Linked DNA regions of Homo sapiens: regions 1, 2, 3, 4 and 5 are each linked to region 6. A link is a contact called in ENCODE Hi-C or POLR2A ChIA-PET data. All regions are on one chromosome and are shown on one strand. The core of a region is the stretch at or near the end of the contact, and the rest is flanking DNA. Distances in the headings are between cores, read along the strand shown.

Region 1 (4,446 bases), core at 1,192-3,691, 2.1 Mb after region 6:
GCCACGCTAGTCTGGAATTCCTGGCCTAAAGTGATCTGCCCCCCTCAGCCTCCCAAAGTGCTGGGATTACAGGCGTGGCCACCGCGCCCGGCCAGAGTGCAATTTTACTATGTGTCTGGAAGAGAGGGGAACCAGAATACTTATGAACCACCCTAAGGATGATCACAGAAATACATACAACAATAAAGGGTACAGTTTACTCTGATCAGAGTTCACTCTATATTTCCGAGGAACCACAACTACAGCAGGTTTTTTTTTTTTTTTTTTTTTTTTTTGAGGCAGTCTCACTGTGGCTCAAGTAAGCCTACCACCTCAGCCTCCTGAATAGCTGGGACTACAGGCAGGGGCCCAGCTAATTTTTAAATTTTTTGTAGAGACAGGGTCTCACTATGTGGCTCAGACTGCATACTGGTCTGGAACTCCCCAGCTCAAGTGATCCTTCTACCTTGGCCTTTCAAAGTACTGGGATTACAGGAGTGAGTTGCTGGTGGCTGGCTGACAGGTATTCTTTATACTTGACTGTGACTCCCTGAGTGTCCTTAAATCTCTGAACACTTGGTTTGCTTACACCTTTGTACTCACACGTTTGCACAGAAAAATAACACTTTTTTTTGATAGAGGCATAATTTACTTCTCTAATGTATAAGGGATTAGAATACTTTTGTGTAGCCAAAGAGCCTAAATTATTAGAGTTTCTGAGGTGGAAATGAATGCGTCTGAAGTATTGAATCACTGAAGATTTTGAAGTTGAGGCTTGGTGACCACTTTACAGAAATGTTGAGGAAAACTTAGACCAAACGTTCTCCAAAACAGATGTTCTCTGATTAGGCTTAGCTGCACAGCAAATATATCTGTTTGTGCAATATCTTTATTAATTTTTGTACTGCATCTACTTTTTAATATTTTATTTATTTATTTACCTTAATGCCACGTTCCTGAATGGGAATGCATCTACTTTTTTTTTTTTTTTTTTGAGATGGAGTTTTTGCTCTTGTTGCCTAGGCTGGAGTGCAATGGCACGATCTTGGCTCACCACAACCTCTGCCTCCTGGGTTCAAGCGATTCTCCTGTCTCAGCCTCCCGAGTAGCTGGGATTACAGGCATGTGCCACCACACCTGGCTAATTTTTGTATTTTTAGTAGAGACGGGGTTTCTCCAAGTTGATCAGGTTGGTCTCGAATTCCCGACCTCAGGTGATCTGCCTGTCTCGGCCTCCCAAAGTGCTGGAATTACAGGTGTGAGCCACCGCGCCCGGCTGCATCTGCTTTTTTTAAGTCAAAATTTTCCTCAGCCAACGTATGAAGGTCACTTAAGACGAATTTATGAGAGACGATGATGAGAATTGAAATAAAGTGAAACCTGAAAGGTAGTAGGTAAGTAGATACAGTGAGGGTACAGTAAGAAGACAGACTTAAAAGATTAGGACTATTATTCAGGAGAAGCAGAGGAGTGGAAGGGTATGACCACAATATTTAAAGTATTGAATGGTATTGGATAAAACGAATATGCTTATTTGCCAAATTCTGAGATCACAGGCTGAGGGAACCCCTTTTGAAGTATGAGCCAAATGAGCTTAGACCACAAAAGGTACTTTTTCAGAGACAGAAAAAATATGGTGTTCACTATCCCTGTGGCATAATATGGGACAAAAATATAAAATGGCTTTAAAAATATTTTGACGAAATTATAAATAAAGATTCCACACGTGGCTACTAAGAGGAGCTGGGTTGTATCTAGGTGTAAGTTAAAGAGACAAGCATACAATCTCACAGCTTGTCAGTTGGGACCCCTGTAGGCAGCAGAATCTGGGCAGGCTAAGGGTCTGCACTAATAAACAATTCTGTTTTCTTAAACCATTTTGCAGGGGACTATTCTCAGATTTCATTACAACTAGGAAGGACTGCAAAGCGGGTAAACAGAAAACAACCTTTCATCGTTAGGAAAAAAATCGTCTGAAAGTCTTTCATAAAAGCAGCTCCTGATAAGGAGTTTGGGACTGGACAGTGAATCGCTGAATAAAATTTAATCTCGACATCCTGGGTCTTCTCCCCTCTGAAGGAAATTCTAACAGCAGGCCTTAGGATGAAAGTAGAGGAAACGTGCTTCAGTTAAGGTTTTCTCCAGGGAAAAGAAATCGGCCCAGCAAGATGCACAGAGCACCGTTACGACCACGCACACCGAAGGTCGCACACGACCCTTTTCCTGTATAACAGTGCCAGCCTGCCGACGATCAGGAGCGCAGCTTTCACTATTGTGTTAGCCCCGGCGGCGGAAGGACTGAGCCTCACTGCAACGTTAAAGAGTCCTTCTTTGTTCAGCCCCAGTCGGGGACGCAGGGCGCGGTGTTCCTCCGCGCTCGCCGCGCAGTCCCTGCCCCCCCGCGGCTTTGGAGAGCTGCCATTCGGCACCGGAGTCGCTCCGCGCTCCCAGAATGCACCGGCAGTCCGCGGGAAACCAAAATGGCGAGGGGCTGTATTGAAGTGGGCTGTGTTTGAGGCCGGTGTAAGAACGCTCATTCTACCCCCAACCCTTGTCTCCAAGGACCTCGGTTTGTGCGTGCATATGTGCCGGGTACCCGGTGGGGCGGGTGCCCAGTAAGTGCTCGGACTCGCAGGGGAAGCGCCCACGGGGACGGATTGGTTGTTTTTTCCTGTATGAAGCGGTTGGCACCACTGAAGTGACCGAATGAGGTGAGAGACCTTGGCCTGGGAACCGACTCTTCCGGAGGAGATGGGGGTTGGGGGAAGGAGGAAGAAAGGAAGCAAGTATAAAAGGGAAAGATGGAGGACCAAGGTGGGGGTGGGGGCTCCTGTATGTGGGTGCCTTTGCATTTATGTGTATATTGAAAAGAATGGATGAAGAGGAGTAGTCAGTTGAGTGTTGGGAGAAAATAGGGACTAAAGGAGCGAGGAGGTCGTTGGGGGAGTCTGTTGGAGGAACAAGATGAAACGTTGAGACGGGGAAGCTGTGTTTGGAGGGCAGGAAGGAACCTGGGGGCGGGAGACGGTTGGAGGGGCAGGATGAACCTGGTGACGAGGGGGTGGGGAGCCGAGAGGAGGAGCCGTTGGGAAATGGGGGCTGAGGGAAATGTGGGGAGCAGAGTGGAGGGCTGCCTGGGACCTTAGCAGTGCGCAAAGGGAAGTAGCAGCTTGGAATCGGAGGGTGGAATTGTATGGAATTGGAGTAAAGGGGGTCGAGTGTAAGTGCTGGTAAGGATAAGGGGAACACACTGAAGTGGAGGTTGGAAGCACAACCTGAAAGCTTAAAGGGAAGCGGTGGGAGGGAAAGTGAGATGGGGGAAAGCTAGGTAGCTTATATTTGGAGCTCACCAAAAATATGAGGCTTTTCTTGTGTTTAATTAAACCTAACTCATATAATCTACGTCTAGGATGTAGATTTGTATTGTATTCATTTTTACAACTGAGGTAATTACGGCTCAAGGAATTTTAACCAATTTGCCAAGATTTCTTAACATATTTCGGTAGTGCCAGAACTCTAACTCTGTGTTTTACAATCTGGTGTCCTTGGTTGCTAGAATTTTTCTTTGGAAGCAATTAGAGGGAACAGATGGATTTATCGGGGTAATCTGACTAACAGCAAGGGTTTGTGAACAATGGGAAAAGGCTTATGGAATGTTACTCTATTCTTTAAAACATTTAACTTTGGTTAAAGATAGAAACCATGTAACACTAACTTAAATGTGAAAACCTAGCTAGGCCTGTGTGTAATACATAGGAAGGCACCATGTGAGGTCAGTACAGAGCTAGAAATATGTAAATAGTACCTGATTTAATTTGACTTCAGAACCTCCGGTAGTAATAGTAGTTACTTTCTCCTTCAGATGGATTCCATGTGACCCTCCTGTATACCTAGCCTACAAGCTGGTTTCAATTTCCATGGTTTCATTCTCTCTTGGGAATTCCTTTTTTTTTTTTTTTTGTCAGTAAATTTCAAAGATAGTTGTATGTAGAAGTAGTTAATGTGGATAAAATGTAATTAAATTCACAATAACCTTTTTAAGATTTGAAAATGCTTTAAAGGGAGTTGTTTTGACTGATGGCTTTAAGTGCCCTATAGTTTAGTTATAACTTGAGAGGGAATACAAAATGACTTGTTTTTTCAGATTCCTAAATATAAAAATGTATTTGAATTCACATTTTAAAATTAGTTCACCTGCAGTTTTTTAAAGTGCTAAAAATGTTCTAAATATTTGAATTAAGAACACACCTGCTTCCTGATACTACATTTATAATGTTAGTGGGTATTAACGGAAATGTGTAACTATCAGGATGAAATGCATACACAGTTTTAGAACTAGTTGTACAGAAATCATCTTGTTAAGCCTTTTTTCTAGATGACACAATTATATTTAATAGTTCTTTAAATCATCCCCGTTGCCTCAAAGCTCTGTTAGGAAAGACATTCTGTGTATTTTACTGTGGGTCA
Region 2 (4,479 bases), core at 800-3,299, 2.3 Mb after region 6:
ACACTGTGACAACTTGGGACATTTTTTGCCAGCCAGCTTTTTCAGACGGATAAACTTGTTAAGGTCAAGATAAATTTAGGCACCATAATAAATCTTTAAATCAACAGTAAACTGACAAAAAAAAACAAACCCACCACTTCATAAAGTATTTTTTTTTTTTTGAGATAGAGTCGTGCTCTGTCTCCCAGGCTGGAGTGTAGTGGTACGATCTTGGCTCACTACAAGTTTTGCCTCCAGAGTTCAAGCGATTCTCCTGTCTCAGCCTCCCAAGTAACTGGGATTACAGGTGCCCACCACCACACCCAGCTAATTTTTGTATTTTTAGAAGAGGTGAGGTTTCACCATGTTGGCCAGGCTGGTCTCGAACTCCTGAGCTTAAGTGATCCGCCCCCCTTGGCCTCTCAAAAGTGCTGGTATTACAAGCATGAGCCACCATGCCCAGCCTGAAGAAAATTTAATTAAAATACTGTTTTTAATCAAAGAAATTTTGTTTTGACTAAATTTAGTAGCACTGAAAAACAAGTGTCTACACTTCAGAAATTAAAGAACCAGTAAGTTGTCCTGCAGAAAATGCTAAATGAAAAAATAGCATAATAAACTGTAATGTCTTCTTGAGAGCAGCATATAGGGCTCAGACAGAACGTTTTAAGAAAACACTGTCAACAAGCCAGTTGCCATCATATGTATCAAGAGTAATGAATCTGATGAACCAAAGTGACAAAATGGATTTCAACAGTGTCTTGTTTAGTTTTTAGAAATTCCAACATCCCACTATTTATAGTATAGCCTCTTCTTCCACATGACAGTATGACAGACTCAGTTTTTTTACTTTTTTTTTTTTTTTATCTTTTTTGAGACAAAGAATCTTGTTCTGTCACCCAGGCTGGAAGTGCAGTGGCACAACCGCAACTCACTGCAGCCTTGACCCCCTGGCTCAATCGATCCTCCCACCTCGCCCTCCAGAGTAGCCGGGACTACGGGTGCCTGCCACCAAGCCTGGTGAAAAAAAAACCCGTGTTTCATATTGTCATATAGAAGAGGCTATACTATAAACAGTGGGATGTTGGAATATATATTTATATATATAAATATATATTATATATATATATATATATATTTTTTTTTTTTGTAGGGACGGGTCTCACTATGTTGCCCAGGCGGGTCTTGAACTCCTGGGCTCATGTGATCCCCCTGCCTCAGCCTCCCAAAGTGTTGGGTTTACAGGTATGATGAGCCACAACGCCTGGCTGACACACTTTTTTTTTTTTTAAATGCAATTTCTGTTTAGACCTTGACACCTGTTGATATTACTAGTCACTATGGAAAGAAGTAAAAACAGTTGCTTAAGATGCTCTAACACTTTTTTCCCCTGTAGAAGCCAACATGGAATACAACATGAAAACTGTCTAAATGGGAACCTTCTAATATAGCTCATTGTATGCCATGCATTTCCACTCCATTTCCACTATGTTGGAACTGACTTCTGCTTTCCTACTTAGCCATTAGGCGACTTAGTTGCCTCTAGGCAAGTAACTTCTCTGAAATGTTTCATTTTTCATGAAGTTTAAAAAAAAAAAGGTGAAGGACTTTAGAGAGCTTTGAACCGAATAAGGTCTATCAGACATCTTGAAAAGCTTTTTCTCCAGACGACGCAGAAACAGGCACACGGGGTTCTGCTTTCCCCACCTCCCACCCCCAAGCCCAGGTCCCATTCTTCTCACTTTCAATCCTCATTTGGGCTCCTAAAGGAATAGCAAAGAGAGTTATTTTATCAATACCAGCGCTCCTCTGTCCCCAAATCCAGCTAGGGAAGGTTTCGGAGGCCTCAGCTACTTGAGAGAGGGTAGAGACGATCCTTCCTCGCCTATCTACCCAGCCACCCACCCCTTCCCAGATGTAGCGTCCGGGCCCCAGACCAAGCGCGTGCTTGGAGCTCTCCGGTACAGTGAGGCGCGCGCTTGCCTGGCTAGGGTCCCTGTGAAGGAATGGGATCCCGAGGTGCTTGCCAGGACCGTAGCAGGCGGAAGCTGCTGGCAGCGCGAACGGGCGGCTCCCGCCGGCGTGGGTGGGGGAAGGGCGGCAGCCACACCCGGAAGTCGGTCCGGGAGGGAGGGGGAAATCTGAGGGAACGAGGCTTCCGGTGGCGCAAAGGGTGTCGGGAGCGGCTTCCTGCAAACCTTCCCTGGCATCTGGAGGGACCACCGTTGCCGCGTCTTCGGCTTCCACGATCTGCGTTCGGGCTACGCGGCCACGGCGGCAGCCACTGCGACTCCCACTGTGCCTGGCTCTGTCCATATTAGTTCCCAGGCGGCCGTCGCCGTTCCAGCAGCGGCAGCGGCAGCGGCAGCGGCGGACATGTTGTGAGGCGGCGGCGCGGGTGTCTGAAGGATGGTTTGGCCGAGGCGGCGGCAACGGCTGCTGGCGGCGGCGGCAGCGGCAGCGGGGCCTCGGGCTCTATAGAGCCGAGCCCGCTGGGTACCCGCCCGGTACCGCGGCGAGGCCAGTGCCCCTGGATCTTGCCTCTGCTCCGACGCCGTTGGGGACCAGTTAGGCGACAGCGCCCGCCCCTCTGAGGAGACACGAAGGTGGTTCCCCAGCCGCTCAAATTTCCGGACCACCGCGCTTTCCCCTCCTCAGCCTGGGCTGTGCTCTCTCTAGAATCCTCGGGCCCCCACTTTCTTCCCAAACTCATCCTAAATCTCTCACACACGCGAGTGTTCCCAGCCCTCAAGCCAGCTGCTCCTCCGTTCATTTTCTGCACCCTCTTCGCAAAGCACCCCCCGGGATCACTCTCCGAGGGCGACTTTTTGAGAAATCTCGGTGGAGTAGTGGACCAGAGCTGGGGAGTTTTTAAAAGCCGGGGCGCGAGAAACAGGAAGGTACTATGGCTTCCTCGTCTGGCAACGATGATGATCTCACTATCCCCAGAGCTGCTATCAATAAAATGATCAAAGAGACTCTTCCTAATGTCCGGGTGGCCAACGATGCTCGAGAGCTGGTGGTGAACTGCTGCACTGAATTCATTCACCTTATATCTTCTGAAGCCAATGAGATTTGTAACAAATCGGAAAAGAAGACCATCTCACCAGAGCATGTCATACAAGGTAAGTCGTGTGTGAGAGCTGGTTTGAATGAGGTTCTAGGGTAGCAGTCTGCTAATCGCGTGACCCTTTCGTGTCAAAGCCTCCATTCCTCTTCCCTGGTAAGTAACTTAATGAAAAAGCCAGACTGGCATGTAGGCAGCCGGTGCTTTAAAAACAATCCCTTTGTAGCATTTTTGCAGTACTTTTCATCCAGCGAATACATGTAAGGAGTGCAAACATTTAGGTCAGCGTCCCCAAAACGTAAAGAATAAGAGTGATCTCACTTTACAGCCAGGTAAGCCGAAGCAACAAGAATTACTTGCCTGAAGTTGAACTTAGATAATAATTAAGGAACGCAGAAATTCTCCTTTGGAAAGTTAAAATTCAGACGGAGGAACTTCAACGTGGGTGGAGACAGAGCACCCCCTTCCCCACCTGACCTTTCACCAATGTAGAGGAAAAGATTTATTTTCTGAACACATGAGTTAAAAAATTCTTAACATACAATGTGTTCAACGTTGTCAAGTTTATCGTTGTTAAATAAAAGGTGTATGTTTTCTGCTCTAAAAATGGTTTGATGGTACGTTCATGAATGAGTTACCAAATAACTCCTGTTCCATTCTGTAAGAATAGGGTGAACTTTAAATTTTCGTTTTTTTCTTTTCGTTTGCTTTTATGTCGTTTGCTTTGTTCTATTCTGTGGAGATAAGTTTTGAAATCTTTGATTGAAAGTTTATGCAAGTTTTTTTTTTAACGGAAAATTTCCCCGTCCTTTCCTGCTGTCATTCCTATTTGAATGTATACACTTAGGCTTTTATGGAACAGCACTTCTGAAAACTTCAACAGTTTCTTTTATCCTGGAAAGGATTTGGTCCCGTAATAGGGATTTGGGGGACTGTATTCTGGTGGTTTCAGAGAGGAGAAACATATTTACTATTCATAATGTTTCGGGAACGTACCTTTTGCGATATTTTTACATGTACTCTTGTGAAAGAGTTGTACTCAATTTGAGGTGAGAACTTGCCTTTTGTAATAATCTAATTAAAGTTATTGATTGCTTGTGAAATCAGGGAAAAATGATTAATTTTAATCATTTTGATAGGCAGGTGGTTGTCTATCACTTAATTTTTATAATTTAACTTTTTAAAATGTGACTTTCCTGTTGTACTGAAGTAGAGAACACATCTGCTTATATTGACCATATCCAATATTTTACTCTCAGTATTGACAAAAGGATTAAATGATTCATTTTTAATCCTTTATGACGTCTTGAAAGTAGTTTTAAAATATATCCTGCCATTTCAGTACACAAGCAGAAAAATCCCTAGGAAAAAGCATATTTGATTCTTAAAACTAGTACTAGTTTTTTTTTTTTCTACTTGTTTGGTGTGCTGAA
Region 3 (4,316 bases), core at 1,034-3,533, 2.1 Mb before region 6:
ATGCTAAATTAGTAAACTTAATCAAATTACCCACAATACAGAAGAGGAACCATACAAATGGGGTGGTGAAGGTGGTAACAGAGAGAAACAATAGGGAGGAATAGAGAAACCACCACCACTGACATTAAAACGATTCGAGACTACTCAAGTACCAGATAATCCCAAACCCCATTTTATAGCTATCATTTATTGGGCATGGACTGTATTACTTGTGTTATACATTTATTATTGTCAATCTCCACAACAATCCTGCAAGAAAGGCACTATTTCACATTTAAAAAATTATGCTCAGAGAATGATTTGCCTGAAGTCATGGAACTAATAAGTGGCGGAGCTTACATTTGAACTCAGAACATTTGTACTCCTCTGTGAGGACACCAGCCAGTTTCATGGCCTAGTGACAATACACCTTCCTGAGGGAAAAACATGCAAAAGGTAGAAATATTATATTTAGGCTGGGCGCAGTGGCTCATGCCTGTTACCACAGCACTTTGGTAGGCCAAAGCCGGAGGACTGCTTGGACCCAGGAGTTCAGGACCAGCCTGGGCAATGTAACTAGGCCTTGTCTCCACAAAAATAAAAATTAATAAAATTTAAAAATAAAAAAATTAGCCAGGCACGTGGTGTGTACCTATGGTCCCAGCTACTCAGAAGGCTGAGGTGGGAGGATCACTTGAACTGGGGAGGTCATGGCTGCAGTGAGCCATGATCGTGCCACCTACACTTCAGCCCAGGCCTGTTCCATAAAATAAAAAATACTGCATTTAACTTTCTTTGTTGTCACTGATAGAAAAACTTGAGCAATAACTGCTATGATACATAAATTGCACATATCTAGAAAAAAATTTCAGACTTAAAAAGCCATGATAGAATTAAAAAAAAAAAAAGCCATGGTAGAATTTTAAGTCGTATTTGAGTGATCTGGGGAGCCCAAGTTTTCCATTTACCTACAAGGAGGCCTTACCCGACAGAACAACACCCAGATAGAATGACTGAGCATCCAATCCAAGAATCAGAATCAGTAAACAAGAGTGTCACTGGCTTTATGAGTTCTGTTCAAACAGTATATTAGCTAAAGCTGCCTCCCACCCCAAATTCCTTTTCTAATCATAAAATGTAAGTCTTGGCAGTTACCAGAAAAGGCTATTTTGTAAAAATGGCTTTCACTGTGAAATTAACCAATTCCACAGATGATAGCAGGGTCAGAAAAATAGTGCCAGAGTTCCAGAAGCTGTAGAATTAATTTGATACTTTCAACACAGGATTAGTTAACCAAAGGCCAGGTGTGGATAACAGGAAACAGGTTGTCTTAGACTCTACACTCTAACACGACTCTTGGAAAAGTCAACATTGGCATGACTCAGTTTACACTTATGCAAAAATACTAATATCTACCTCACAGTGGTAATGAGAGACATAATTAGGGTCTGCAAGCATTTTTCAGGTCACAAGATTAAAGGCTGTTTCTGAGGGTACTGCATGCATTTCCTGTAGATATGAGTACACTGCATTCTTAAATATATACTAAAAAGCGACCTCCCAGCACATATAACTAATTTTCTTTGGCAAGATTTTCTTCAGAAGTACACAGGCAACGATATTTGTAAACAAATCCTTTAGCAGGGAACTAATCAACTCTTCCGATGGCTCTAGCTTCCACTTCCGAGGCCCGCTGTGATGGTAACCAACCAGGTTCCATCTGGCTTACCAATGCTGACGTTCCCAACTTCCTAGCTGTCAGATCGATAGGAACCTGAAACTAACTGTTTCCCGTTCCTTTGAAAAGGAGAAATTACGGACCCTCGGGTTGTTTGGGCCGTAGATGAAAAAAACAAGCGGGGGGGGGGGCGCGGGGGAGGAGAGGAGGGAGGGTGGGAAGAAGAGAAAATAAAGGGAGATTGAAATATTGGGAAAAGATACGAGGGCAAGGACTGGGGACACAGTAGCCCACCAGGACCCACATAGGGTGATATCTACATAAGACTCCAGGGCAATAACGTCAACAGCTCGGTAACCCCTGCGACACCCTGACAGTCCTGCCGTCTGGAAGTGCCTTTGTCCCGGCCCGTCGGCCAGTCCCGCCGCTTCTCTCCCATACCCCTAGGCGCTCAGCCCTACGAGGCTGCCCGGAGGCCGCCTAAAAGCCGGCGGCGCTCGCGCCCGCCCCTCAGCTCGCCGGGCTCGGCGGGACATACTAACCGGCTGGTAGACGCCATCTTCACGGCGACTGCGGTGCCCGCAACAAGACACAACAGACACACCGAAAGCAGGAAGCGAATGTGGCGAAGAGACGCGCAGAGATGAGTTTTTATAGACGACTCACCCACGCAGTCGTAGCAGAGCAGGGCTACGGGTCGGGAGAAGGGCCAAGAACAGTGAGATCCCATACGTCACGTGCTTTGCGATTTCTTACGTTCTTACTCCGTTTCTGTAATTTGCTATGTTGCTAAGCGAGTCAACGTAACTACCTAGGAAAAGTCTCATGGGAACCCTGCAAAGGGGCTACAACAGAGCTACTCTCAATCTGACAGTTAAAACACAAAGAAAACCCTGGCTTCGTAGTGGTGCCAAAGCCTGCATCCCTAATAGTTTAACCACCCCTTCCTCTCCCACCTTCTCACGGCTACCTTCTCACGGCCACCACCTACCCCGCCCCCAGCCCCCCACCCCGCGTCAGGCACTCCCATTTGAGCCAGTTCTTACGTGCCCCAAGGGTGATTCTTTCTAAGAAATTTGAAATAAAAGGAGAAACTCACTTAGGTCATCCAGAACAGGTGTCTGTTCAGGATCTGTCATCAGCTAGCATGTTGTCTTCTTAGGCACGTCCTTTATACAGGTCATGTAAGTTTATATAGGTTATGGTATCTTGCCTTGCATACCCTTTTAGAATTGGCAGAAGATGAAACAAAACTACGTGAAACCAATGTGTACACAAGAGGCACGACGATATGGGCCATGCTCTGATCATTTTTTTTTCACGGCCTTTGTAACGTTGGCTGATAGCTACATATAGAAAACTTGCGAGAACATCTAGATATTGCAAAATATCCCTAGATTTATTAATTAGCCAAACTAACGTCAAAATTGTAATACCACTATTACTAACAACAATAACAGTTACCGGTGGAGAGTATTCACGTTCTTGGCGTTTTGAACAAAGAACTGGACACAACGCACAAACTAAGGAAAGAATGAAGGAATAAAGGCAGAGATTTATTGAAAACGAAAAGGTAATACCAGCTCAAGACTCCTTTTGCAGAATTTTCGGGGGTTTAAATACCCTCTAGAGGTTTCCCATTGGTTACATGGTGTACACCCTATGTAAATGAAGTAGTGGCTCCACAATCAGTCTGATTGGTTGTGGAAAGCAACCAATCAGAGGCTAAAGTGAAGTTACAAAGTTACACTCCTATGCAAGCGTCTGATTGGTTGCAGAAAGCAACGAATCAGAGATACTTTCAATTTCACATCTGCCACACGGCTAAAGTGTGTGTGTGTGTGTGTGTGTGTGTGTGTGTGGTTGTGTAGTGGGGAGGGGGTTGCAAAGGGAGTAACGTCTGGTTCTTTTGTTACTTAGGTGTGGAAAGTTGGGGTTTTCCTTTTTTTTTTTTTTTTTTGAGACGGAGTCTTGCTCTGTCGCCCAGGCTGGAGTGCAGTGGCGCGATCTGGGCTCACTGCAAGCTCCGCCTGCCAGGTTCACGCCATTCTCCTGCCTCAGCCTCCCGAGTAGCTGGGACTACAGGAGCCTGCCACCACGCCCGGCTAATTTTGTTTTTGTATTTTTAGTAGAGACGGGGTTTCACCCTGTTAGCCAGGATGGTCTTGATCTCCTGACCTCGTCATCCGCCCGCCTTGGCCTCCCAAAGTGCTGGGATTACAGGCGTGAGCCACCGCGCCCGGCCGGGGTTTTCCATTTGATTTAGTTCTAGGAAATCAGTGTGAATCTGCCTTAGGTTCCCTGCCTTCAGACAGTATTCTCCTGCGGCAACACTTTGCTGACAACTATTCTTGAAAATACGGGGATTGGTATTTTCATGGTGGTTTTCATGGGGCTGAGAACTTAGAAGATAATGACTGCTTCCTTCATCTGGGGATGGGATTTAAATGTAATGGAGCACTCACTGTTTTCTTGAGAAGGTGGGAGATACTAGCTTCCTTAGAAAGAAAAAGGGGTGCGAGAGGCAGGATTTTAGGAACTCAAATCTAGGTGGGAACCGGGGAGCATGATTTCTTTTTTCTTTCCCAATCCCAATCTTCTATTTTGTAATTCTGTAATTTTAAAAACTTGACTGTACTCTTGTGGGGGTTTTTTCCTC
Region 4 (4,360 bases), core at 311-2,810, 2.9 Mb after region 6:
AGGGATGCCGTGTGCTGCTGCATGGTCTGTTACCAACATCTCATAGAAGAGAGCAGAAACCACTTAGGAACACAGCTGATTTAGGAAGGTTTTTCTAAACACACATAGTTTAGGAAGGTTTTTCTCTTAATTAAGATTTATCTTTCTGATGGAACCAGATGACAGGGAGATAGATGCCTGCATGGTGAGCGTTTTCATATATTACCTCTTAATTCTCACAACAACCTGATGAGGAAGGTGTTATTATCCAACTTTAAAGTAATTTTCCAAAGTCATATAGCTCCTAAATCTAAAGATTTTGTTATTTTTTAAATACTAAAATTGTCCCATACCACCAATATGCACAATGTGCAGTGGATGACTATCCGCTCAGAAATGGCCAACAAATAGGTAACAAGTTTGTAATTCCAGATTAATCTCTGTCACCTCCAACTAGTGACTAGTCTTTTTATTTTCCAGTTTTTACAAAACTTTAATTTTTGAATTGATAGATTATATTTGTACATATTTATGGGGCACATGTGATATTCTGTTACATGCATAGAATGTACAATGATATTGTTACATGCATAGAATGTGTACTGATAAAGCATACATAGACGCACAGATAAGTGCATAAAATGTGTAATGACTAAAGTCAGGGTATTTAGGGTATTCCAAAGCCAAAATTGAGTGCTTACTCATTTGCCTCACTGCAATAGAGAGTCTAATGTCAACATTCTAAAAGTTAGGTGTACTATGAATACTACTTCATCTGAATGCACCAAAGGATAATCTCCGAAAATATTCCTTTACCTGGACAGGGTGGGGGAAGGAAGCGAGAGATGTGGAGAGAGACGGAGCGACGTCCTGGCCCTCTGTGACCTCCGTGCCAGGAAGAGGGACCCAGGATGTTTGAGAGTTTTGCTACCAGCCTTAAGCACCGAGAGAGGTGTCACTCAGTGCGCAGCTGCACCGGCTAAGTTTTTTAGACGCGTTGCCCTCGGCAGCGGGTTTGGACCCAAGGTCGCGTCGACACTGGCCTCAGCATCTGACCGCGGGCGGAGCCCAGGTGCGCGCGAGGCCCTGCCACCCTCCCTCGCCCGCGGGCGCTTCTCCCTTGCCGGAACCGCCCGGCCCCGCCCGAGGCCTGCCCCGGGAGCCCCGCGGCGAGTGTCGCCACGCTCACCTCCTCGCTGTGCGTGGACGGGCACTTCTTCCGCAGGCGGCCCCAGTTCAGCAGGTTCCCCGTCTGCAGGTGCAGGGTGCGGGCCCGCGCCAGGAGCGCCTTGGCCGCGCGGCTGTCGGTGCCCATGGCAGCGGCCGCCCAGGGGCCGCGCAGCGAAGGGGCTGCGGGCGGGCGGGCAGGCAGGCGGCCGCCCCACAGGACGCGGTGCCCGAGGCCCGAGAGAGACCCGAGAGGGAGCGCGAGGCTGCCGGCGCCGCGCGGCTGGAGCCTGGTCTGCGCTCGGGCCCGAGGGAGGCCGGACGGCGGCTGGGCGGCGGCGGGAAAGGAAGGCACCGGTGGCTGCGGCTCCGGCTCCGGCTACTGCGGCCGCAGCGGGAGAGCTGATTCCAAACTGAGGGAGCTGTTTCCTGGAAGACAATGACTAAGCAGAAATCGTAGCCGAGAAAGTGCTTCGTAACCGTTACTCATCCCGCGGCGGGGCAGGGGCGGGGCGCGAATGGGCTGCGGGACGCCGGCCCGCAAGTGACTGGCCCTTGGCCTGCGGCGGGCGTGGCGACGGGTGGTGCGCGGCGGGCGCGCGGGTCGAGAGAGCGTGGCGGCGCGGCCCGGAGCGCAGCGCGCGGCAGGGCTCCCCCTGGCGGTCAGAGGACAGCGCGAGGCAGACACCGCCTCCGCCTGGTGAGGTAGACACCGCCTCCGCCTGGTGAGGTCTCCCGGCGTTCAGGTCGCGGCTCCGCCCACGGCCGCCCCAGGGTGGGCTTCCTACACGTCTCTTTAAAGGGCAGCCTGAGCGGCCACCGGGACTCGGAAATGCTACGTAGTTTTCGTTCTCAGAAGCAGCTGTTTATGCGCAAGCGCCCCCTTCTTCTTTTCGCTTTGCTACCTTCAAGGACCTTCTCCCAAACTGCTAATTTTTCTTCATCCGTTAAAGGTCTATTGATTCACATTATTTGCTGGCAGTGTGTGAAGTCAACGAACAAGACTGAGTCTTTGCCCTTGAGACGCGTACACTCTACCCAGAGACAAGTTCTAAGCACAGGAAACAAGTAATTTTATAAGAACATCATAGGGCAGTTATTCTCCAGATGAATTCAGATTAAAGAGGACACTTGAGCCGGTGAGATCACAGAAAGCTTTTATCACCCACCCCTTTAGAGGTGGTCGAGATTATTTACCCCTATTAAATTTCACGTGTGGTGGTGGACTCGGTATAAACATCAAATTGAACATGTATTGAGCTTTCCTCAACAATCTTTCACATTCGTTGAGGTGAATCAGATTATTAAAGGCAAAATGAGATTCTCATTATAAGCGGGGACAATATAGCTATTGAAAAGAGAGATGAACCAGTTGGTAAAATGGTAAGAATTAGGGGAGGGATGGGAAAAAAGATCTTTCTAGGAAGTTAGAAATTGAGCCTGATGTTGAGTAAATATTTGTTGGCTGAATGAATGATGGTAAGAGTTCATTGAACGAGCTTGCGCTGCTTTTTTTTTTTTTTTTTGGATATTGATTTTTTATTATAGTGAAAGAGCTACCCACAAGCACCACCACTACTTAAACACATTTTGATGCACTGTAACATACAATTAACATTTGTTGTAAATAATTCCAACATATACAAAAATAGCAAGAATACTATAATGAAACCCGATATAACTATCTTCTGAACTCAAGATTGAATAAGATTTGTCTATACTTTTTGTTTTATAATACTTTAAGTTCTAGGGTACATGTGCACAATGTGCAGGTTTGTTACATATGTATACAAGTGCCATGTTGGTTTGCTGCACCCATTAATTCGTTATTTACATTAGGTATTTCTCCTAATGCTATCCCTCCGCCAACCCCCCACCCCATGACAGGCCCCAGTGTGTGATGTTTCCCACCCTGTGTCCAAGTGTTCTCATGGTTCAATTCCCACCTATGAGTGAGAACATGCAGCGTTTGGTTTTCTGTCCTTGCGACAATTTGCTCAGAATGATGGTTTCCAGCTTCATCCATTCCCTACAAAGGACATGAACTCATCCTTTTTGATGGCTGCATAGTATTCCATGGTGTGTATGTGCCACATTTTCTTAATCCAGTCTATCATTGATGGACATTTGGGTTGGTTCCAAGTCTTTGCTATTGTGAATAGTGCCAAAATAAACATACCTGTGCATGTGTCTTTATAGTAGCATGATTTATAATCCTTTGGGTATATACCCAGTAATGAGATCGCTAGGTCAAATGGTATTTCTAGTTCTAGGCCCTTGAGGAGTCACCACACTGTCTTCCACAATGTTGAACTAGTTTACACTACCACTGACAGTGTAAAAGTGTTCCTAGTTCTCCACATCCTCTCCAGCACCTGTTGTTTCCTGACTTTTTAATGATTGCCATTCTAACTGGTGTGAGATGGTATCTCATTATGGTTTTGATTTGCATTTCTCTGATGACCAGTGATGATAAGCATTTTTTCATGTGTCTGTTGGCTGCATAAATGTCTTCTTTTGAAAAGTGTCTGTTCATATACTTTGCCCACTTTTTGATGGGGTTGTTTGATTTTTTCTTGTAAATTTAAGTTCTTTGTAGATTCTGGATATTAGCCCTTTGTCAGATGGGTAGATTGCAAAAATTTTCTCCCATTCTGTAGGTTGCCTGTTCACTCTGATGGTAGTTTCTTTTGCTGTGCAGAAGCTCTTTAGTTTAATTAGATCCCATTTGTCTATTTTGGCTTTTGTTGCCATTGCTTTTGGTGTTTTAGTCATGAAGTCCTTGCCCATGCCTATGTCCTGAGTGGTATTTCCTAGGTTTTCTTCTAGGGTTTTTATGGTTTTAGGTATAACATTTAAGTCTTTAATCCATCTTGAATTAATTTTTGTATAAGGTGTAAGGAAGGGATCCAGTTTCAGCTTTCTACATATGGCTAGCCAATTTCCCCAGCACCATTTATTAAATAGGGAATCCTTTCCCCATTTCTTGTTTTTGTCAGGTTTGTCAAAGATCAGATGGTTGTAGATGTGTGGTGTTATTTCTGAGGCCTCTATTCTGTTCCATTGGTCTGTATCTCTCTTTTGTACCATGCTGTTTTGGTTACTGTAGCCTTGTAGTATGGTTTGAAGTCAGGTAGCATGATGCCTCCAGCTTTGTTCTTTTTGCTTAGGATTGTCTTGGCAATGCAGGCTCTTTTTTGGTTCCATATGAACT
Region 5 (4,171 bases), core at 416-2,915, 2.2 Mb after region 6:
TATCTATATACAACTTAATCCTAAAGTTCCATCGTATAAAAAATTCTACAACTTTTTATTTTGCTCTGTATGTGACAGTACCTGGTATTTAAAAACAATTCTCTACATCAACTTAAAAAATTAACATTTGATGATTATAATTAACTTCTAAAAAACTGAAAGATGAAACACATCAATGCCTTTTCTTTCCCCCCTGTACTGCTACCTGAAAACATCGGAATTTGCTGTGGAACGAACAAGATTTCTTCTAAGAAATTACCCCCTACCACCATGACTACATAAAATAAGGTAATTCCCAGCAAGAATATTATGCAGATACTAAAAAGAAAACATGCTAGGCATGGTGGCTCACGCCTGTAATCCCAGCACTTTGGGAGGCCGAGGCGGGTGGATCGCCTGAGGTCGGGAGTTCGAGACCAGCCTGGCCAACATGGTGAAACCCCGTCTCTACTAAAAATACAAAAATTAGCTGGGCATGGTGGCGCACGTCTGTAATCTCAGCTACTCGGAAGGCTGAGGCAGGAGAATCGCTTGAACCCGGGAGGCGGAGGTTGCAATGAGCCGAGATAGCGCCACTGCACTCCAACTCTAGCTTGAGCAACAAAGCGAGACTCCGTCTCAAAAAAAAAAAAAAAAAACAATGACACGAGGGAAATGCTTACAATGCTCAATGAAAAAATGAAAAGAAAGGTTATAAAGTTTTAATATACGATTTGATCTTTTGAAAATAATGGATATATAACTTAAACGGAAATGTATCATTAAATATAGCAACAGCGTCTTCCAAAAAATTTCAAAATCGGGCTTAATGCCAATTACACGATCATAATCCAAAAACCCTTAACTGAAGCAAAGACAGTGATTTGTAACATCTGAACTGTGTGAAAGGGGTGGGGGTGATTCAAACAAGTGTCATCACCTTGTCCAATGATGAAGGAGAACGTGTATCAGTTCTGCATTGTGAAATTCTCAGTATGAGAGCGTGTAGTGGCTAAGAAAAGCAGTGGGCGAATTAGGAAACAAAGAGAAAAGCCAGCGACATCACCAGTTCTGGCCTCCTTCCCACCGGAGGAAAGGGGAGAAGGCGGGTAGTCATCAATTCCAGGTCCAGCCTAAGTTCTGGGTCCCCGGCCCCAGCGAGAGCCTCGCCTCGCCTCGCGCGCCTGCGCGGAGCGGGCTGGCTTCCTGAACGGCCCTCGCCTCTTCACCACCAGGGCCGTCCACCAGAAGTTTCTAAACGGGTGAGAGGCGACAACGCAGTGCAGCTGGGTTAAAGGAAGGAGGCTGGTTTATCCTCCGCACTTACTTGGTACTCGATCTCCAGCGAGGCCTTCAGGGGCATGGGCTGGTAGAAGCACTCCTTCTGGCCGGCGGGAAGGGTAAAGGTGAAGTCGCTATCGAGGGAAGGTGTGAAGCCGGCCGCCCCAGGCAGCAGCACCGGAGGCAGAGCGGCCAGAAGGAGCACGGGGAAGGGCAGCCAGATCTTGTCGCCCATCCCTGCTGGGGCGATCCCGGGCTGAAAGAGGCGTCAGGTACTGTTGTCTCCGCTCCGCGTTTCCTCTCTGGACTCCTCGTGGTTGACAGGGAAATCTGGAGTCTGAAGAAACTCCAGGTGGCGGCCGCGGCGGCGGCGAACACTCCCTCCGAAAGAGAAGCGCAGTTCTCCAAAGGGTAGGGACTCTGGGCGGGGCTAGCAGTCCTATTCCGCAACCGCCTCAGTCTCGGCCCCCTCAGGCCAGGCGTGAGCGCCGCCCGCCTCTCCCCCTGACGGCCTCCGGTTCCCATGGCTTCCCCCACCAATGGGCATCATGGCGGTAATTGTGGGAAATGTAGTCCCGGGCGGGCTCCGCTAGTGGGCTCGGGCGCGCTCGCCGACCACGATCCCCGGCAAGCCCCGCGCCTTCGGCGGCGCCTCACGCAGTCTGCGCCGGGGCGGGGCAGTGACCGGGTAGGCGCGTCCCAACGGCTCCCGCGGCGGTTCGAATTCTGTGCTGCCGGGGTTCGCTGGTTCTCCGAGTTGTGTCCGAGGCTTCCACGCGCAGGGGCCCGGGAAAGGGTCAGAGGCTTCCTAACGCAGACTCGAGTGCGAAGCGCGCAGTCGCCGGGTGGGTCTCTCCCCAGCGACGATTTGGGTGGTGAGCGACTGCGCCTTGGCGTGGGGAAACCGGCTTACCTGGGGGAGTTCTGTTCCTTTCCCTCCCGGCACCTTGGATGCGCTGGGACTGGTCCTCGTGGTTGCTGAGCATGCTGCTCTGAACGGTTGTATTTTATTTGATGAAAAATAGGAGGCCGGGCGCAGTGGCTTACGCCTGTTACCTCAGCACTTTGGGATGTCGAGGCGGAAGGATTGCTTGAGCCCAGGAGTTCGAGGCCAGCCTTGGCAATATGGCGAGCCACTGTCTCTATAAAATTAAAAAAAAAAAAAAAAAGAGGAAACTGTCACTTCCGTCCCCCACCCCCGCCCCCGCTTCTTTCAGACGGATGTAAGATTAGCTGTGTCAAGCGATCTTGAGACAGGAGACTACTACATAAAGTTATGACTTCTTTCCAAAATGAGGAATCTTTTTCGACTACAGCCCATTGTATCACATACATAGGGTATAAAAGAACACTTGTCCTTCGTTTGATGGGTGTGCGTGTGCAAACCTACAAACACATTGTTAATTAGGGCCGAAAGATGATGTTGTTAAGGTCGGTGAGTAGGATGATGTGCTTTTCTAGGTATGCATAGTCAGTGAAGATAGCCTTTTTTGGGTAACTACTGTAAATTGAAGTTAAGGACATTCATTTGACAGTAAATGTCCCACTAGGAAAATGAAAACATTTTAGTATCAAATATATTCATTGCTACTGCAGAAGAGTTAGGGAGTTCTTTCTTTTTTTTTTGAGACCGAGTCTCACTCTGTCGCCCAGGCTGGAGTGCAGTGGCGCGATCTCGGCTCACTGCAACCTCCGCCTCCCAGGTTCAAGCAATTCTCTGCCTCAGCCTCCCGAGTAGCTGAGATTACAGGCGCTCGCCACCACCCCCGGCTAATTTTTTTGTATTTTTAGTAGATACGGGGTTTCACCATCTTGGCCAGGTTGGTCTTTAACTTTTGACCTCGTGATCCACCCGCCTTGACCTCCCAAAGTGCTGGGATTACCGGCGTGAGCCACCGCGCCCGGACTGGGAGTTATTTCTTGCATGGCAATACACAGATGTTGAACTAAAACCTGATTTAAGATGAAATATATAGTACCAAATGGTATTATAGAATTTGCCCAATTTTCTCTACCCTTTTCTCCTTCACCATCCTACAGAGAGCTAGAGATGTTGAATAGGTAAAGCAGGATGGGGACCTGATTTATTGACTTGTCTGCGAGAGTCTTGTCACTTAAGCAGAAGCAAATTTGTGGAAACAAAAAAGGGAAAGAGGATAGAACCAGTTTGTCTATTAAGATTACATAGTATCTCATTTAATTTCCTGCCACTTTCTTTCCATAAGGTGGGAGTTTTCTTTTTAATCTTCCTCCCTACATCTGAGAATTTTTGAGTGGGGAATAAATGTAACATACCATTCTAACTGGATGAGGGAAGGAAGGACAGTTTAGTATTCGTTAATTCATTCAAAATATTGAGCTTCTCTAAGTACATTGCGGTCCTGAACGTAATGCACAGGACTTTTAACCTTTTGGAACTTGGGATGGGATCAGAATGCTAAGAAGGGCGTTGAAGGAGATGCTACAGTGAAAAAGGTAAATGGGATCTGAAAGAGGAATGTAATTTTAAGATTGCGCAGAAAGCTCTGTAGTAGTGGAGATTATAAAGCTTTAGTTTTTTATTGTATTAATTACAATAATAAAATGTGATGCTTTATTGTGATTTTTATATGCAAAGAAATTTAGTAGTTTCACAACCCTAGAGATACTCATCCACTGAAGAAACAAAAGCTTTTCTTCATTTCTATGAGTTGACCTGCCAAATGTTATTTTGATCCCTGTGGTTGTGACTTGTAAATGTGTCTTTTTAAAATTTTATAACTATTGGGCGTAGGAGGAGGAGACAGCTTTTATCTGGTAATAAATTCCCTTCTAACAAAATATGAATGTAATGATACCATTTAATCAGATGTCCAGTACTTGTAATGTAATTATGAAAGTTCAAACACCTCATATTGAAATTGATATGTAA
Region 6 (4,679 bases), core at 1,367-3,866:
TTTTCAATTTCTGGGTCAAGACTGCATTTGGAAAACCTTAAAATTCAAAAGCAACATTGCTCTGAAACTATCTGATATTTCTGTATTTTGTACCTGATTTTGTTTCACTGAAAGTCACTTTAAAAACCAAGTTAACCACAGAATATGAAAGTTTTTTTGTTTTTTTGTTTTGAGATGTAGTCTTGCTGTGTCACCAGACTGGAGTGCAGTGCCACGATCTCAGCTCTCTGCAACCTCTGCCTTCCGGGTTCAAGTGATTCTCCTGCCTCAGCCTCCCGAGTAGGTGGGACTATAGGCACCACCACGCCCAGGAAATTTTTACATTTTTAGTAGAGACGGGGTTTCACCATGTTAGCCAGGATGGTCTCGATCTCTTGACCTCGTGATCTGCTCGCCTCAGCCTCCCAAAGTGCTGGGATTACAGGCGTGAGCCACCGTGCCAGGCCAATATGAAAGTTTTTAACTTATTGTCACAGAAGTTCTCATGAACCTAACAATATTTAATTAACAAGTATTCTCAATAACATTCCCTTGTTTTTTTAACCATTAGTTGTAGATATTCACCTTCTCATCCCAGCAATATGACAAATACAAACAGCAATGGGTAGAGGCTGAAAGGCAATTTTCCATTATGCCACTAACTTAATCATCTCTGGTCCTCAATATATTGTAAAAGAGGAGGGTAAGAGCAGTTGTTCTTTGATATTGCTTCCACTGTAAAACTTTATGATCCAGGAATACATTTGCTAATGTTAATGCATCTCCTATTCATTAATACAAGACTGTTCTGTATTAGAAGCTAAAAAAAGAGAAAATATATATCTGAAAAGAACAAGGAAATGAAAGTTAACTAATGTTGAAAAATTCAAATTTCAGTTTGAACACAGAGATCTACACAGTGATCTAATGTGTTTAAATATCCCTCCAACCAAGGAATTCTGTTAATTGCCAACACAAAACATTAGGTGTTTCAAAATTTTGTACTTCATGAGTTAATACCAACACAAAGTATGATATAATTGCAGTATAACTTTAATTTGTTAGAAATTGTAAGACTTTTAAAAGCAATACATACCACTGCATTAATACTAATCAAGCTTTATGCTTCACCAATTAAAATGTCTAAGCTAGATTATAGCCTTATTATAAAAACGAGGTTTTTCTTAGCAAGCCTACCAAAATGCAATATTACTGCCATCAAGTTCCCTAGATACTTACACATGCAACTGAAGGCAAACAGCCAGGTTTCCTTTCTTTGAGAAACTTTAGTTGTCTATTTTTTGAAATGTTTTCCTTCTCATGGGACCAAAAAATGTTTACAACTAAAGCAAACTACTGCAGGGAGGGAATACACAATTAAAACAAATCTACCATCCAGATGCAACAAGCGTGGAATTAGGACTGGACAGGATAGTCGGCGGTGTTGTGATACTTCTGTTGAAATTATTAACAAGACAAGACCATCATTCGCCCCCAATTATGTTTATCCCCTCGTTGAGTTTGATGATCACACAAAATCTGAAGTCTAAATATAAACGTTTTTATATTCAAAGTCAATATTCAAGAAAACTTTTCCACTAATGTTGCTAAACCATAGATGGATCCCAACAAGAGTTGTCTGTAGAAGTCTCGTAACAAGTAACCTTTAGCTCCACCACCTAAGTTTCCAATCACTGAGAAGAGTCTGGGACAACTCATCTTCAGGTTCACGGGAGAAGTGGAGCACACCTGCTTTCCTCTGGCAGAGTAACTTCCCAGGGACACAAAGGCCAGAGAATCAGACCTGGAGAGGCAAAAAGCTTTAGCTGGACACCCACCAAGCCCCTGGCAACCCAAACACTTCGAGCGATTTACCTCTTGCTGTTACTTCCCAGGCACCTAGCCGCATAAGATCTTGCAGGACGGGGGGAGGGGAGGGCTATGCGGTCCTGTCCCAAGTAAGGGGAGGGGTGTAGACAGTTAATGCCAGAGCCAGCGTTTCTGGCCACAACCGAGCAGCCTCAACGAGAGGGGTTGGTGACTGCTCTCGGCCCGCCCCGTTACTCAGTGCATTGCAATGGCGACCGCCAGGCTCCCCAAGCCGCCTGATCTCGGCCCCTTCCCCCTACTGCTCACTGGCTGCTCGGCTTCATGTGACTAAACAAAACCCCCAAGTCTAGTGCCCAGCTCAGCCCCTTTGTGTCCGCTACCGGATCCTCCGACGCCGCAGCGGAAAGCCCCCCCCCCATCCCCCCGCCGAGTCCCGCCCCGCGGCGGCGGCCGCCGCTCACCTCAGGCTCCGTGGCCCCCAGCGACCGCCGCGGCCGCCGCCTCCCCGAACCCGGGGCCCGGGCTCCTTGTGTAGCACCAACTCCGCCTCCTCGGCCGCCGCCGCCATCTTAGCCTGTGCGGCAAAATGCGTCCTTTTGGATGGCTGGGACCCAGCCTAGGGCGTAGCTCCCCGGGCCCGAGAGCCGGAGGCCGGGTCCCCCAAGTTCTTCCGCCACCCTCAGTCCCGCCGCTGCCACAGCCCAGAGGCCCGAAACCCACTCGGGTCCCAGCGAATCTGACCAAATAACCCCTGAAACTCACAGTTTGGTGCCGTGTGCGTCAAACCGGGGCGACGTTGGGAGCACGCGGCGTCCCCGCGTCACACGCCGCTCTGTACGCTACTCGGCTCCAGCGGCCCCCCTCCGCTCCCCGCTTTTCGCCTCCAGCCCCGGTTCCCACGGCGCAGGCGCGCTGCTTTCCCGCCTCTGCCGGGCTGCGGGCCGCGGGGGTGGCCAGCGAGGAGCTCCCGGGAAGCTTCGCGCTGGTGGAGCGTCTGGGCCAATTAGACAAACGAGGGCAGCGGAAACAGTGCACCACTGTTCTCGGGTGCCAGAAACCAAACAAGGTCACCTCCCCCAGCGCTGACCTAATCACTCCCAAGGAGGTTCCCGCCCCAAAGTAGGCACGCTCCAAATATGGTGGTGCCCAAACTCTGCAAGACCCAAGCACTAGGCATGCCTAGGCCCTTTAAGGTGGAACAGGCCCAGGTTTGAGTTCCACGATCACGAGCGTGCAAAAATCTCTGTTATTTTCCTCTTGTTGAGGAAAACAGCAATATTTGCCAATCACAACTGTGGAGTAATGGCAGAGGGAAGGTTTTAGGATCTTAAGGGGGCAGATTGTTGGGAGTTGCTTGATGGCCAGGCAAAGCATCAAGTGTGACATCTCAGTTACCCGGACAGCCTGCCCTGAAAGGTGGCCGAGGTTTGCTCCAGTTTGACTCTCTGAGGATACTCTCTCCCTGCATTACTGAAAGTGTCGTGGTTCTACGAATTAAAGTTATATAAGAAGCATGTGAGATGCTGGTTAACCCTTCAGAGAATCAGTCCCTAGAGGGTTCTGGAAATTTTCATTTTTAACAAGACTTCACCACAGGATCCTGGGGCAGAGAAACACTGAGTGGGCTATTCTTTTGTTTTTCGACTGAGCCAACGAGAAACTGCTAACATGTTTAAGATTAACCAAGAGTTCTTGAGAAATCTACTGGTCCCGCCTTAATTATTTGGCTTCTCTGAACCTCTGTTTACTCATTTAAAAATTTAAAAATAAAAAAGTTTTCCTTAGTTGTACAGCTGTCATTACTGTGGCCCTCCAAACCCTCAAGATGTTATTGACATTCGGAAGAATATACCATAACTGCATTTATTTGACAAGAATGAGAAACATTCTCTTTCCTATGGAATGATGCCTTCAGCAACAGCAAACGTAGATTCCAAACAACAAATATTTGACTAAACACATTAATTGCTTCATTACTTAATAGCTAACACTTTTGAGTGCTTACTGTGTACCAGGCATTGTTCTAACTTGCTCGATTTCATTGTAACCCAATGAGACAAAGAGGAGTAAGGTGATTTTCTCGAAGTCATACAGTTCTTTGGGCTCTTTAAAATGCAAATCTCCTGTCTTCATTTACACAAATGTGTAAACAATAAAATATAAATACGTATATATTTGCAGTCAATGGGGGAGGGGTGCTCTTTGGATCATTTCGTTTGCAGAATCCATTAAAATTGGACATTCTCAGTTTACTATTGGACTTACTACAAAATATTATGTACTATGGAAATTCTTACATTATATCACTGTAAAAGCAGTTACTAAGAAAATAACTGTCATTAATGTATACCACTGACTAATGTGCAGACAAATCACACAAGCAAATAGAATCATTCAGAACTCAGCCATGATCAGGAACTTGTCTCACTAATGAAGCTGTTTTTTACACTAGAACTCAGCAACTGAATTGTAATACTGTGGAAGTCATAATAGCAGTAAAAGTAATCATAGTAATTATAATAGTAGAAGTAGTAATAGTTGATGAAACGCTGTACAAAATGGATCTCAAAAGCTTCTATGAATGGCAGAAAATATAATGACAGAAAGCTTGAATAAGGTAATGCGAAAAGAAAAAAAAATACACGTGAGTTCTCTGTCTAGCCGCAGACGTGGGTCTCTGTTCTGCAGGATGGGGTTTGTAAAAGTTATTAAGAATAAGGCCTACTTTAAGAGATATCAAGTGAAATTTAGAAGACGACGAGAGGGTAAAACTGATTACTATGCTCAGAAACACTTGGTGATACAGGATAAAAATGAATACAACATACCCAAATACAGGATGATAGTTCGTGGAACAAACAGAGTATCAT

The links. A loop is a pair of places that touch in the nucleus more often than their neighbours do. ChIA-PET counts read pairs that join two places held with the same protein, here RNA polymerase II (POLR2A). Pooled maps may share reads with other maps.
Region 1: a map of CD8-positive, alpha-beta T cell shows a loop between it and region 6 (13-fold over the local background). The contact joins the promoter of MTF2 here to the promoter of ZNF644 in region 6. A Hi-C loop is called at or near these places in 4 of 168 maps with a recorded cell type or tissue (CD4-positive, alpha-beta memory T cell, CD8-positive, alpha-beta T cell and naive thymus-derived CD4-positive, alpha-beta T cell) and 11 of 50 pooled maps. POLR2A ChIA-PET finds 5 or more read pairs at or near these places in 1 of 52 experiments (activated CD8-positive, alpha-beta memory T cell).
Region 2: a map of CD8-positive, alpha-beta T cell shows a loop between it and region 6 (7-fold over the local background). The contact joins the promoter of CCDC18-AS1 here to the promoter of ZNF644 in region 6. A Hi-C loop is called at or near these places in 4 of 168 maps with a recorded cell type or tissue (CD8-positive, alpha-beta T cell and naive thymus-derived CD4-positive, alpha-beta T cell), 2 of 37 single-sample maps with no recorded cell type and 14 of 50 pooled maps. POLR2A ChIA-PET finds 5 or more read pairs at or near these places in 1 of 52 experiments (CD4-positive, alpha-beta T cell).
Region 3: a loop to region 6 is called in a map of CD4-positive, alpha-beta T cell, with 6 times the contacts of the local background. The contact joins the promoter of GTF2B here to the promoter of ZNF644 in region 6. A Hi-C loop is called at or near these places in 4 of 168 maps with a recorded cell type or tissue (CD4-positive, alpha-beta T cell, CD4-positive, alpha-beta memory T cell and naive thymus-derived CD4-positive, alpha-beta T cell) and 15 of 50 pooled maps.
Region 4: a loop to region 6 is called in a map of CD8-positive, alpha-beta T cell, with 27 times the contacts of the local background. The contact joins the promoter of GCLM here to the promoter of ZNF644 in region 6. A Hi-C loop is called at or near these places in 4 of 168 maps with a recorded cell type or tissue (CD4-positive, alpha-beta T cell, CD8-positive, alpha-beta T cell and naive thymus-derived CD4-positive, alpha-beta T cell), 1 of 37 single-sample maps with no recorded cell type and 9 of 50 pooled maps.
Region 5: a loop to region 6 is called in a map of GM12878, with 8 times the contacts of the local background. The contact joins the promoter of TMED5 here to the promoter of ZNF644 in region 6. A Hi-C loop is called at or near these places in 4 of 168 maps with a recorded cell type or tissue (CD4-positive, alpha-beta memory T cell, CD8-positive, alpha-beta T cell, GM12878 and 1 more), 2 of 37 single-sample maps with no recorded cell type and 14 of 50 pooled maps. POLR2A ChIA-PET finds 5 or more read pairs at or near these places in 1 of 52 experiments (activated naive CD4-positive, alpha-beta T cell).

The regions. Positions count from the first base shown.
Region 1 is chr1:93,076,842-93,081,287 of GRCh38, forward strand. It overlaps MTF2 (metal response element binding transcription factor 2), which reads left to right and starts at 2,442. Exons shown (of 15, transcript NM_007358.4): 1 at 2,442-2,690. The coding sequence starts at 2,686. RefSeq lists enhancers at 2,005-2,254, 2,191-2,485.
Region 2 is chr1:93,343,762-93,348,240 of GRCh38, forward strand. It overlaps CCDC18-AS1 (CCDC18 antisense RNA 1), which reads right to left and starts at 2,050. Exons shown (of 9, transcript NR_034089.1): 1 at 1,963-2,050. DR1 (down-regulator of transcription 1) reads left to right here and starts at 2,146. Exons shown (of 3, transcript NM_001938.3): 1 at 2,146-3,104. The coding sequence starts at 2,885. RefSeq lists enhancers at 1,741-2,276, 2,646-2,715, 2,776-2,985.
Region 3 is chr1:88,889,284-88,893,599 of GRCh38, forward strand. It overlaps GTF2B (general transcription factor IIB), which reads right to left and starts at 2,284. Exons shown (of 7, transcript NM_001514.6): 1 at 2,200-2,284. The coding sequence starts at 2,216. RefSeq lists an enhancer at 2,460-2,569.
Region 4 is chr1:93,907,870-93,912,229 of GRCh38, forward strand. GCLM (glutamate-cysteine ligase modifier subunit) reads right to left here and starts at 1,561. Exons shown (of 7, transcript NM_002061.4): 1 at 1,169-1,561. The coding sequence starts at 1,294. It overlaps LOC124904221 (a long non-coding RNA gene), which reads left to right and starts at 1,723. Exons shown (of 2, transcript XR_007066230.1): 1 at 1,723-2,285. RefSeq lists silencers at 975-1,024, 1,075-1,434, 1,645-1,884 and an enhancer at 1,925-2,084.
Region 5 is chr1:93,178,748-93,182,918 of GRCh38, forward strand. It overlaps TMED5 (transmembrane p24 trafficking protein 5), which reads right to left and starts at 1,666. Exons shown (of 4, transcript NM_016040.5): 1 at 1,307-1,666. The coding sequence starts at 1,495. It overlaps CCDC18 (coiled-coil domain containing 18), which reads left to right and starts at 1,977. Exons shown (of 29, transcript NM_001378204.1): 1 at 1,977-2,105. RefSeq lists enhancers at 1,047-1,196, 2,067-2,276 and a silencer at 1,727-2,006.
Region 6 is chr1:91,019,419-91,024,097 of GRCh38, forward strand. ZNF644 (zinc finger protein 644) reads right to left here and starts at 2,617. Exons shown (of 6, transcript NM_201269.3): 1 at 2,572-2,617. It also overlaps the pseudogene RPL5P6. RefSeq lists enhancers at 1,874-2,423, 2,424-2,973, 2,974-3,523 and silencers at 2,207-2,276, 2,607-2,836.